Linked DNA regions of Homo sapiens: region 1 is linked to region 2. The links are chromatin contacts, found by Hi-C or POLR2A ChIA-PET in ENCODE. All regions are on one chromosome and are shown on one strand. The core of a region is the stretch at or near the end of the contact, and the rest is flanking DNA. Distances in the headings are between cores, read along the strand shown.

The links. Hi-C counts contacts between places; a loop is a spot of excess contacts on that map. ChIA-PET counts read pairs that join two places held with the same protein, here RNA polymerase II (POLR2A). Pooled maps may share reads with other maps.
Region 1: POLR2A ChIA-PET joins it to region 2 with 20 read pairs in MCF 10A. The contact joins two enhancer-like sites. A Hi-C loop is called at or near these places in 1 of 168 maps with a recorded cell type or tissue (breast epithelium) and 1 of 50 pooled maps. POLR2A ChIA-PET finds 5 or more read pairs at or near these places in 2 of 52 experiments (K562 and MCF 10A).

The regions. Positions count from the first base shown.
Region 1 is chrX:43,579,128-43,585,299 of GRCh38, reverse strand. No RefSeq gene overlaps it. Among named protein-coding and RNA genes, the nearest start is that of MAOA, 74 kb to the left of the region's middle. Within about 2 kb of position 3,984, at least 2 of the 41 ENCODE cell types and tissues checked have a DNase peak (open chromatin) inside an H3K27ac peak, as active enhancers do; they include breast epithelium, where a contact is called at or near this core.
Region 2 is chrX:43,613,372-43,619,391 of GRCh38, reverse strand. No RefSeq gene overlaps it. Among named protein-coding and RNA genes, the nearest start is that of MAOA, 40 kb to the left of the region's middle. Within about 2 kb of position 3,616, at least 2 of the 41 ENCODE cell types and tissues checked have a DNase peak (open chromatin) inside an H3K27ac peak, as active enhancers do; they include breast epithelium, where a contact is called at or near this core.

The DNA of each region.
Region 1 (6,172 bases), core at 2,735-5,234, 34 kb after region 2:
GTGATGAAAAATCCCATGGCTTCTCTGTGGGTTACCAGACTTCATGACTAGAGCTATGGGTCTGCTCCACGTTCCCCTTCCTTAGTAAGCTGGGACCTGAAGAATGTTGCTATTCTGTTCCCTATGGACTTCGAGTTCTGCATTTCAATATTTAGTTATAACTGAACAGAACAGCTGGACAAGTGGGTGGGATTGACATGAAATGGTCTAGGATGAAAGCAACATGGGCACTGGAGCATCAGAACAGTTACTGTTTGAGATTATAGGGCCAGTATTTCTGACCTGGTGGTTTCTCTGCAGTGCTAGTCTTTTCAGAGTCAGCTCAGTTGCAGAGCTGCCCTGTCTTCACTGAAGTCCTAGAATCTGTGGGGTTGGCTTCATCTAATCCACTGCTATGAAGAACAGTTAGGCAGTTCCTTAAAATATTAAATATAGAATTATCACATGACCCAGCAACTCTATTATTAGATATATACCAAGAGAATTTAAAATGTGTCTAACAAAACTCTGTAAATAAATGTTCATAGCAGCATTATTCCTAATAGCCAAAAAAGGTAGAAACAACCCAAATGTCCAACTGAATGGGTAAACAAAATCTGACATATCTATACAATGGAATATTACTTGGTGATAAAAGGGACGAACCTTGAAAACATCATGCTAAGTGAAGGAAGCACAAAAGGCCATGTGTTGGATTATTCCATTTCTATGAAATGTTTAGAATAAATCTATAGAAATAAAATAGATTAGTGGTTTTCAGGGGCTGGGAGAAAGGAATGACTACTGATGGGTATGGGAGTTCTTTTAGGGGTGATGGAATGTTTGGAAATCAGATAGGGATGATGGTTGCCCAACCTTGTAAATATACTAAGAAACCACTGAATTGTACAGCAGAAATGGGTTATTCTTTTCATATGTGAATTGTGTCTCAGAGCCATTATTTTTTAAAATCAATAGGTCATCTTTGGCTAGGCCAAGATCTTTGACAGAGTTTTATACTTACAAAAAGATTATGAATCCATGATTGAATTTTGCCTTTAAGGAAAAATGACTTTCTGAAAAAGTTCTGCGGTGTTTCCAGGTGTTGACAACTATCCTTCCTCAAAGAAATGAACTTGCATCTTCATCGTGGTAAGACACTCCCCCCAGCATTGCAGTTATGTAGCTTTCTGTGCCTTCCTAGGAAAATGGTTTACAAGTGTGACTGGTTTTCCTTCAAAAGTTATATTTTAAATGTGGGGTGTTTTCACAGAATAATACGTAAATGCCCCTCATAAAATACCTTGTATGTGCCTTGTATATAGCTTTATTTCCTAACAGTGTGCAAAAAGAGTATAAGAAGAAAAAAAATCACTTGTTATTCATGTTTACCCTGTGCATGACCTACCTACATCATTGTTTAATCTATTAGTAATAACTGTTAAACGTATTATTTGAAGTTACTGCAACTGTTAGATGTGTTTGAACTTGCCTGGTCCACCCTTGTAGTCTATGTACTCTCTGTTATGAAAGTCATGCTGCCTTATGGAGAGTTAAGAGCTCTCATTTGAGAGTTAAGAGCTCTCATTTGAGTGCTAGTTTTGCAACAACTTAATGAGAATGACTTGCCACCTTTAGTGAATAGATTAAAAAAAAAACTGTAGCTGGGCGCAGTGGCTCACACCTGTAATCCCAGCACTTTGGGAGGCTGAGGTGGGTGGATCACCTGAGGGCAGGAGTTGGAGACTAGCCTGGCCAACATGGTGAAACCCCGTCTCTACTAAAAATACAAAAATTAGCTGGGCATGGTGGTGTACACCTGTAGTCCCAGCTACTCGGGAAGCTGAGGCAGGAGAATCACTTGAACCTGGGAGACGGAGGTTGCAGTGAGCTGAGATGGCGCCACTGCACTCCAGCCTGGGTGACAGAACGAGACTCCATCTCAAAAAAAAAAAAAAATGTAGATAGGGAGTACTCGAAAGCAACGTGACTGCCTCGATTACCCATGAAATAACTTTCTCCTTTGTTGTTTAGTAGCTGAATATCTTACTGACGCAGAGTTGAGCGACTACGTTTTACTGTCTGTAGACACAAAGAAAGCAGTCATATAAGATCTGGTGGCCAGTCTATTTACTACCATAGTTTTGAAATAATGATAAGCACAAGTTGTAATTTGAAATCTGCAACAAGGTAATGTGAAATGAAAATAGCTGATTTCTATTGTGACAAATTCACAATTCACAGGTTCTGCTAATGGTGCTGTGGTTTGAATATATTAGCTAAAGGAAGTATTAAATTTAAGTTGGAGGTTACTAAAAATAAAGATAAATGCTTTCTAAATCAAGCTGAAACACCTCGTGGATATTACAGACCCCCAACTTAAGAACCCCTAATGTAATAGATCGCTTATTTTGGCCTGTAGCTCATGGGTCAAGGTGATCTCTACTGTGGTAGCATGTTTCGTAAGGCTAGTTAATCAAACAAGTTATTCTATCCTAGGATCTAATTATAAGTTTTTGAAAGGTCTATGACTTTGGGCAAGATCTCTGACTCTATTACTTCAAAAAACATTTTTTAAGTAATCATAGACTCCTGGGAAGTTGCAAAAATAGAACAGAGAGTCCCATGTACTTTTCATCCATTTCTCCTAATAGTAGCATTGGCATAACTCTAGTACAATGTCAAAACCAGGAAATTGGCATTGGTATTTTGTTTTTTATTTTTATATTGGAATATTGGGATGTCTTGATCTAAGGAAATTAATCACCTAAGTTGAATATCCACTGTTAGCCTCAAGTACTGTTAGTTGCTTCTTACTCTGAAGGAATACTTGGGATTTTATAGCATGGGCCAATCTTCTATCACCTGAGAAGGAACAGGATCCCAAAGTTTGGAGTGTTGTAAGCTGAGGTACCTCATTTCTCAGGAGTCATGCTATGTTCATTTGTCTTGGGCTTGCTCAACCTATTAGGCAATATTTTGTCCTCACCAAAAGGCTTTCTTCTGTTCCCTGCAAGTAGTTTCGTGCTTCAGACAGAGCTCCACAGGGCCTTGGGAAAACCTGCATCACATCCCGAGATATAATATGGAAACGTACTGTTCTAAATGTCTAGTTTTTTTGATGTAAATTCTGGATCCTATGACAGCCTGAGCTGTCATATCCTTGCTCATTTTCATGCTCATATTACTGAGCATGAATAGCCCAGTGAGACTTTTTTTTAACACCTAAGGGTGTACTAGATAATACCCGGCAGTGTATTGAGCAATTTGGTCATGTTTAGAGAATGCATAGACCTCAAGTGCCAGAATACCCTCTACTTCATGCAGTACCGTCACACATTTGTTTTGTATTGCCACAGGTCTTGGTAAATACTTCATATTCCAACATTAAAATACAATATAATAGAGTCTGTTACTAGATGTAATAACTCTTAAGAGGCAGATAACTGTGTTAGTCATCTTTCTCCCTAGCACATGAAAATGACTTGAGGTCTATGGAGCAAGGAACTACATATTAGCAGAAAGCTAGGGTTTGACATTTTTTGTCCCCTAATATATTCCTACTCAACTTCTTAAAGTATGTTCTGTGGCAGTTAGTTTGACCACATTTTCCAGATACTCACCTTCTAGAACCCAGTCTGTGGCCAAGACTATGTCACACCCTCTTAGTGTGGGATATGGCTTTTAACCCAGCTGTAGAAATTCAAGTATGAGGCTTGAAAGGTGTCATATTGGTGGCACTGTAGTCACAGTGTTTGAAAATGGCTGTGTAATTGTGCTATGATTCTTAAATAGAGCACCTGAGCCCACCTAGGACTAGCCCACCAAATGATCCCTAGAAGATGCGGTTAGCCTTTGTTTGGAAGAGTCTCTCCACTGAGTACTCATCCTTCCTCTCCCACTGCTGTATTGGTGTCCAATTTGTGAACCAGCAGCTACCTTGCAAGTTGCCACATGTTGCTTTCAGGTGTTTGATAGTATGCTTTGAACCAGGGCCTTCCATGTGTGTTTCTGTAACTTCTTTGACATGCCTGGAGGCCAAACCCTTCTTGCTGCTACGTTTATTCTCTTTGATATTATCAGTTGTGTTGGCAGAGAGGGGACTACTGACACTGGCCCCTTGTCTCACTTTTGTGAAATCATAGAATACTGAGGCAAGGCTGTGATTGGAATGCAATGTCTGCAATATTCCTGGCTTCCTAGTATCAGGATCACCATTCTCGTGAAGAATGATGACTCTATTGGCTTTGTCCCATATATAAAATTTTATATCACTGTTCTTTCCATAAACTTTGTTTTTAAACATATGACATGATAAAGGACATTATTCAGAGAATAAATGTCCTACCCAAACACGTTATTTTTCTCTTAATTTGTATAACTTTGATTTAAAGGAAATAAAAATTATTACTATTTTTAGCACTCTTCCATCCTAAGTGAAGTTATATGTGAATGTAAGAATTCAGTAACAAGAGCGAGGCATGACGGCACATGCCTGTAGTTCTAGCTACTAGGAAAGCTAAGGCAGGAGAATTGCTTGAGGACAGGAGTTCACAGCAGAAAACATTGTAACCTTTTAAAAAAATTTCAAATAGATCTAGGTCTCAAGGCAGTGATGATCTAACTCATAATAGGGTCGGTAACCTAATTTGCCTACTGATGTTTTAAATGAATCTGATACAAAAAAATCCTTTATAAATAGTGATCAAAAGCAAGACTTCGCTGGGCATGGTGGCTCATGCCTGTAATCCCAGCACTTTGGGAGGCTGAGGCAGGCAGATCACTTGAGTTCAGGAGTTCGAGACCAGCCTGGGCAACATGGTGAAACCCCCGCTTCTACTAAAAATACAAAACTTAGCTGGGCATGATGGCACACGCCTGTAGTCTCAGCTACTCAGGAAAGTGAGGCAGGAGAATCGCTTGAATCTGGGAGGCGGAGGCTGCAGTGAGCTGAGATCATGCCACTGCACTCCAGCCTGGGCGACAGAGCGAGACTCTGTCTCAAAAAAAAAAAAAAAAAAAGCAAGGCTTAGCATATATCCAAGTAGAAAATGTCTAGGCTATAGGTTATCTCTAAAATCTTGGAAGAAATAAAATATAAATCAAGAGTTAGAAAGAGGACTCTACAGACCCAATTTGAAAAACTTGTTAGCAGATTTAGGCAAGTCCATGCATCTCTTAATTTCTGACTCTTAATTTGTTTCCCAAAACTTGGTGGCAGAGAATTTTGGAAATGCAGGAGCTATTACTTTAAATAAGAAAAATGTGTTCCCATTCCATTTCCAGATCCTAATCCATTCCTCTAAATTCTACTAAAAAACAACAAAAACAAACTCTTAAACACCTATAGCAATTCACAAGAGGTTTTTGTATAATAGCATATTAAACTGTGATTCCTAGTTACTTAACAATGAATTCATTAGCTGGGTATGTTTGTTTTCAGGGTTCAACAAATATGAGCTATCTTCCTTCTACATAGCAGCAAACACATAAGCAGTAGAATATTAGACATCATACATGCCAATAAAAAGGCAATACAAAAAGTGTCACTGGTAGAAGAGTTGCCTGAGTAAAGTTTGGTGAGAGGAGTAAGATGTGCAGGACCCGGGCATTATTTCCCAACAGACTTCTTGCCCTTTTCTTGCTCTGCCCTTCCTCATAAAGCTGCGTTCCCTTGGCCTCTACAAAGGTGATTTCTGGCTGGATTTGACCAATAGGAGACAAGGGTCAGAGATCAGATTGGAGGGTGGGGAGAAGTTAGGATCTCTCTCCATCGCCTTCTTAGCCTTAGGTACAGCTTTGGCAATGGTTCCATTCCTTCCTGAAACCCAACTTCTGCTATGTTTCCAGCCTCTTTCAACTCCCCCTGGGCTCTGAGAATTGCTTCTTTCCTTTGACCTTCTAGGTTAAGAATTGTAGTCAGTTCCGGTTTTTCCTCATTTCTACGTTGCCTCACCACTTTTTTTCCTTTCATTTACTCTGTTATTTGTGAACAATTTATTGTGTTAAATTTCACCTGTTGCAAATCCTTGAAGTGGCTTCTGTTTTCCTGTTTGACTGATAGATACACTTGCTGCTTGGTGGGTGAAGATGAGAAAGTGTGAGTCTATGAAGGAGGGAGTGAGATAGTAAATGCCTGCAGTTCAACCACCTCAGAATGAAAGGAATTCATGAACAGTCTCTTGTTTTGATG
Region 2 (6,020 bases), core at 2,367-4,866:
ATTATCTGTAATAATTATAATTGTTTCAAAACTATAGTACACCTGTTGTTAGATTCTAGTCTTGCCTAATGTTTTTCAGTTTTTATTATTTTCTACAGTTTGGACAGAATTCTAATTTTTCTTGGCTACAAGTCTTCAAAATAATGTTTTCATTTTTTTCCTTCTTTTTTCCCCTATTTTTTCTAATTTGGAGTCACTGAAAACTAAGCTGTGCTTTTGTAAAGCCCTGCGAACTGAAGCCTGACAACTCAAACTTCAGAAGAAAATAACAGCAACAACAGCTATCAAAAAGGAAAGAAAGAAAGAAAGGAAGAAAGAAAGAAAAGAAAGAAAGAGAGACAGAAAGGAAGGAAGGAAGGGAGGGAGGGAGGAAGGAAAAGAAAAAGAGAAAGAAAGAAAAGGAAAGAAAGAGAAAGAAAGAAAGAAGAAAAGGAAGGAAGGAAGGAAATAGAGAGGGAGAGAAGGAAGGAAGGAAAAGGCCTCAGAAACAAGCCTCAGAACCAAGGTCTCTCTCTGCCCCTGCTCTGATCCCTTCTTTCCTGAAGCACAGACAGGGGCTTTCTCTGAAGTCCCTTTATGCCATTAAGGGAAGTTCTTCCAGAAGAAATGCAATTGTCTTAAAACTTTCTCCTTTAGAATTCTCATCAAATAATCAGAAAAGATTAATGACCAGAGCAGGTAAAAAGACTAAAAGTCATCACCACACCCAGATAGAGTTTTCATCTACTTTTCTGAGGGCAGCTCCCAGAGATTGCCTGGGAGACTTCATCTGCATAATAAGGCCACCTTTGTTCACAGTGAAATTCTATCTCTCACTTCCCACAAATTGCCACCACCTCCCCCAGAGCTCAGAGGAACTTCGTCCTAGCCAAGTTGTTTGCTCTTTGGGCCCATGCATTTCCCCTGAAAAGCATTTACTACCCATCAGGATTACCTACATCCCCCATGTTTCTTCTCCACTATAAAGAGGGTATTTAAGTCTCAAATCTCTGGCCCTTCTTTGGGTCTCATATTTGCCGAACTCCTGTGTCCATGTGCCCGTAAATAAATTTGTATGTTTCTTATCCTGATAGTGTCTATTGTCAGCTCATTTCAGTGAGCCTTCAGAGAGGGTGAAAGGGAAGCTTTCCCTCTGCTTCTACACAGGACATGGCTAGGATCTGGAATTTTATTTCTGAGCAGTTGGAAATCATTGGGAGGTTTTAAGTAGGGGAGAATAATGATCTGATCTATGTTATAGATGCTGTATAGAGAATGGACCGAAAGGGACCAAGGTAGATATGGAGAGAAGACCAGTTAGACGGTGATTGCATTAGTTCCAGGTGGAAAACACTAGTGGCTTGGATCAAGGTTGAGACAGAAAAGATGGAAATGGAAGTCAAATTCCAGATCTGTTTTGGAAGGAGAATTGACAGGCTCCCCAGTGAATTGAGTATGGTATGTATATATTTATTTGTGTGGTGTGTTTTCTGGAGCGAGGGGATGGTGGGGCATAGGGGAGGGAAAGGAAGGAATCAATGTTGATTCCTGGGTTTCTTTTGGAAGCAAATAGATGAATTGGGGAGCCACCATTTCCTGAGAGCAGGAAGCCTGTTTTTTCTTACTTGTTCATAAGATTAAGACAATGGGTTCTTTGTTTTTTTGTTTTCTTTTGTTTTTTTTTGAAACGGAGTCTTGCTGTTGCCCAGGCTGGAGTTCAGTGGCGTGATCTTGGCTCTCTGCAACCTCCGCCTCCCGGGTTCAAGCAATTCTCCTGCCTCAGCCTCCCAAGTAGCTGGGACTACAGGCGCATGCCACCACTCTGGCTAATTTTTTGTATTTTTAGTAGAGACAGGGTTTCACAGTGTTAGCCAGGATGGTCTCGATCTCCTGACCTCATGATCTGCCTGCCTCGGCCTCCCAAAGTGCTGGGATTACAGGCGTGAGCCACCGTGCCCGGCCAAGACAATGAGTTTTTTACTGAAGTATTCTTATGTCAGAGACATGTGATTCCAGAGCAACTCCATCTGGAATAGGGGCTGGGTAAAATAAGGCTGAGACCTGCTGGGCTGCATTCCCAGATGTTTAGGCATTCTAAGTCACAGGATGAGATAAGAGGTCGGCACAAGCTACAGGTCATAAAGACCTTGCTAATAAAACAGGTTTAGAGTAAAGAAGCCATCCAAAACCCACCAAAACCACGATGGGGAAGAGAGTGGCCTCTGTTTGTCCTCACTACTACACTCTCACCCGCGCCATGACAGTTTACAAATGCCCCGGCAATGTCAGGAAGTTACCCTATACGGTCTAAAAAGGGGAAGCATGAATAATCCACCCCTTGTTTAGCATATAATCAAGAAATAACCATAAAAATGGGCAACCAGCAGCCCAAAGGGCTGCTCTGCCTATGGAGTAGCCATTTCTTTTATACCTTTACTGTCTTAATTAACTTGCTTTTACTCTACCCTATGGACTCACCTCAAATTCTTTCTTGCGGGAGATCCAAGAACCCTCTCCTGGGGTCTGGATTGAAACACGTTTCTGGTAACACTTATAAAACCTATTATAGTACTAGCTGAATGTTGTTAAATAAATGAATTGAGTATCTTTTGTGATCAACTGTTACTTTTTTTTTTTTTTTGAGACGGAGTCTCACTCTGTTGCCCAGGCTGGAGTGTAGTGGCACTATCTCGGCTCACTGCAAGCTCTCCCTCCCGGGTTCACGCCATTCTCTTGCCTCAGCCTCCCGAGTAGCTGGGACTACAGGTGCCCACCACCACGCCCAGCTAATTTTTTGTATTTTTAGTAGAGACGGGGTTTCACCATGTTAGCCACGATGGTGTCGATCTCCTGACCTCGTGATCCGCCCGCCTCGGCCTCCCAAAGTGCTGGGATTACAGGCGTGAGCCACCGCGCCTGGCCAACTGTTATTTTTTATTACTGTCAATGTATTTGCCCCAAGTAAGTCCACACTTTCAGATTTCTTATCTTGAATCTTACGAGGTTTGAGAACCCGTGTAACAAAATCCTCTCAACTCCCTGCAATTACATCTACAAACCATGGTCAACATCTGCACCAGTCTTTTCCTCATTCCTTGCAGTAAAACCTGTGCTCTGGATCCTATCTCCTGTAGTATTGTTATAATTTATGGCTATTTTCATTTCCTTCTCCCAACCTCTGCCCCTTCCCCCGACTCCTGCTCTCTCCTGCTTTTATTTTTATCCGCTTCTTTTCTACACTCTCTATCCCATCGAAATGTGAATATGCTCAAGTTAATATCATTAAAAGGACAAAACAAAGAACAGAGTCTCTTTGGGTTTCATCCGGCTTCACCTATTGCTTATGCAATTCATTTTTTTTCTTGCCCTCTCGTTCAGCCTCTACCTCTTTCAATCCCCATTCACAAACTTCTTGGGTAAGTTGTCTGTACTGGATGTTTCTCCTAATTCAGCTCCCACTCTTTAGCAATCTGTATTCTGTTTTCTAACACTCTGCTCCAACTGGCTTTGCCAGGTTTATCAAGGAGCTGCTTGTTGGAATCTAATTAACATTTCTCCGTTGTCATTTTACTTGGCTTTCCCGAGCACTCAATGTTCTCTCTCTCCCTGAAGCTCTCCTCTCCCTTCACTGCTGGCATGCCATACCCTTGGATTTCTTCCCGCTGTTTTGCCAGCTTTTATTTTCTTCTGCCTGTTTCTGGATGTTTTGTCTGTCGGGATTCTTCTCTAGGTGTCCTTTCTTCTCACTCCATGCCCTCTGACTAGGTGAACTCATTTATTCCTCCGGCTTCCTTTACTATCCACAGGGTGAAGAGTCCCAAGTCTGACCTTTCTTGTGAGCTCAAGACAAAGATACATCTCAATGCCACCAAAATATCGCTTGTGCCTAGGTGCCATAAGCCTATTCAACAGATCTAGAATAAAATCCATCTTTCCTGTGCCACGCCATAATATGAATCATAGTTGAGCTGAAGGCAATTAAGCAGCAGATGCAGGAAAGCTCCCTGCTCTCCCTCTATTTGCTTAAAATCAGGACATAAATTTACAGAGACAAAAGATATCCTGTCCTTTCTCTATCAGAGAAAACAAGACAGTGTAAGCCCTTATTGGCCTGTAGATGCTACTAGAGGAATCTATAAGCTTTACTAACTAGCCTTTACCTGCCATTTATTTGCCTTCCCTCAAGTTTCCACCTCTAGAGATTCAAAGCCTTTTTCCTTTGTCTTGTCACTTCTCCAAAAGTTGACCATTCTTTGTTGAAGATGATATATAAGCTGGAATTCAAAGCTACCTCTTTGAGAACTACTTATTCTCCAAGTGTATGCTTCATGTATGAAATATACATGTTAATAAATTTGTTTTTCTCTTGTTAATTTATCTTTTGGTACAGGGGTCCATTCCAGCTAAGAACCTATGAATGTTGAAAAAATCATTTTTATTTTTCTTACACCTGACATAACTGCTCTTCCTCCTCTATTATCTTAATGAGAGGCATTATCTTTTGCCTGGCTAAAATATCACTTCGTGAGGGAAGACTTATCTGATTGCCTGTACTAGTTTAGGTCTCCCTGCCATGTGCTTCTTTAATTCCTCCCCAGTAATGGCACTTACGATATTTTATTACATTTGTTGGGTATTACAGGTGTAAGCCATCACACCCGGCCATTGGTTTAATTATCTATATCCCCCATACAATGTAAGATTCATTAGGGCAGGAACTGTTTCTATTTTTCTTGCAGTTATAATCCCAACAACTAGATAGGAAGCTGACATATAGTAGGTGCTCAATTTATTATTTGTTTAATGAATGAATAACATATGTTAGAATTGTAAATAAATTCAGGGGATAGCTTGGGGCACTCCAATATGAATAAATTACATGATAAGCTTTATTTTAGGTGACTGAAGAGAAGGTGGGGAAAAGGCATTACCTCTTCCTGCATATTGTTAGACATTTCTTCAGCACTCTTCCTTTTATACCCATTCAGGAAAAACAAAAGTTCCAGACCTGAAGTCAAATGATTGATTTCCTGATTTAAACCATCATTCCACACCACAATAGTTAAGCATTAAATAGATAGCTTAAATGTCAGGGAAAACACAATACGCTGTTCTTTTAATACACAATTCTGGTAATTGCTCTAGTTGGTTCTTCCGTTCTCAAAATCTAGTATCATCATCAAAAGAAAATTTGAGGCAAGATGGCAGAATAGAAGGCTCCACCAATACTTCTTGCTGCGAGGACACCAATTTAATAACTATCTACACACAAAAAAGCACCTTCATCAGAACCAAAAATCAGATGACCACTCACAGTACTTGGTTTTAACTTCATATCATTAAAACAGGCACCGGAGAGATAAGAAAAACAGTCTTGAATTGCTGATGCCACCCCTCCCCCATCCTCCAGCAGTGGCAGTCTGGTGCAGAGAGCGTTTCTGTATGCTGGGGAGCAGGAGATGGCAGCAACTGTGAGACAATCTAGTCAGTGCTTCCCTGTTTAACAGAAAACAAAACCAGACCAAACTCAGCTGACACCCACCCACAGAGGGAGCATTTAAACTAGTCCTAGCCGGAGGAGAATGGCCAATCCCAGTGGTCCCTACCTGAGTTCCCACAAGCCTCACCACCATGGGCTAAAGTGTTCCAGGGCCCTAAATAGACAAGCAAACCTTAGGTGAGTCCTACTGCTGAACTGGGCTCAGAGACAGTGGACTGGGGGTTCCATGACCTACTGAGACACCAGCTGGGGTGGCTAAAGGAGTGCTGGCATCACCCTATCCCTAACCCCAGAATGTACAGCTTGTGGCTCCAAAAGCAACCCTTTCCCTCTATTTGAGGACAGGAGAGGAGAGGAGAGGAGAGGGGGGAATAGGAGAGGAAAGCAGGGGAGAGGGAAGAGTGGGGAAGGCTATCATCTTGGATATCAGCTCAGCCATAGGAGGACAGGGCACCAGTCAGAGTTGTGAGGCCCCCATTCCAGGCCCTCGCTCCCTTGACAGTTCTAGACACACCCTGGGCAAGGGAACCTGATGCTTTGA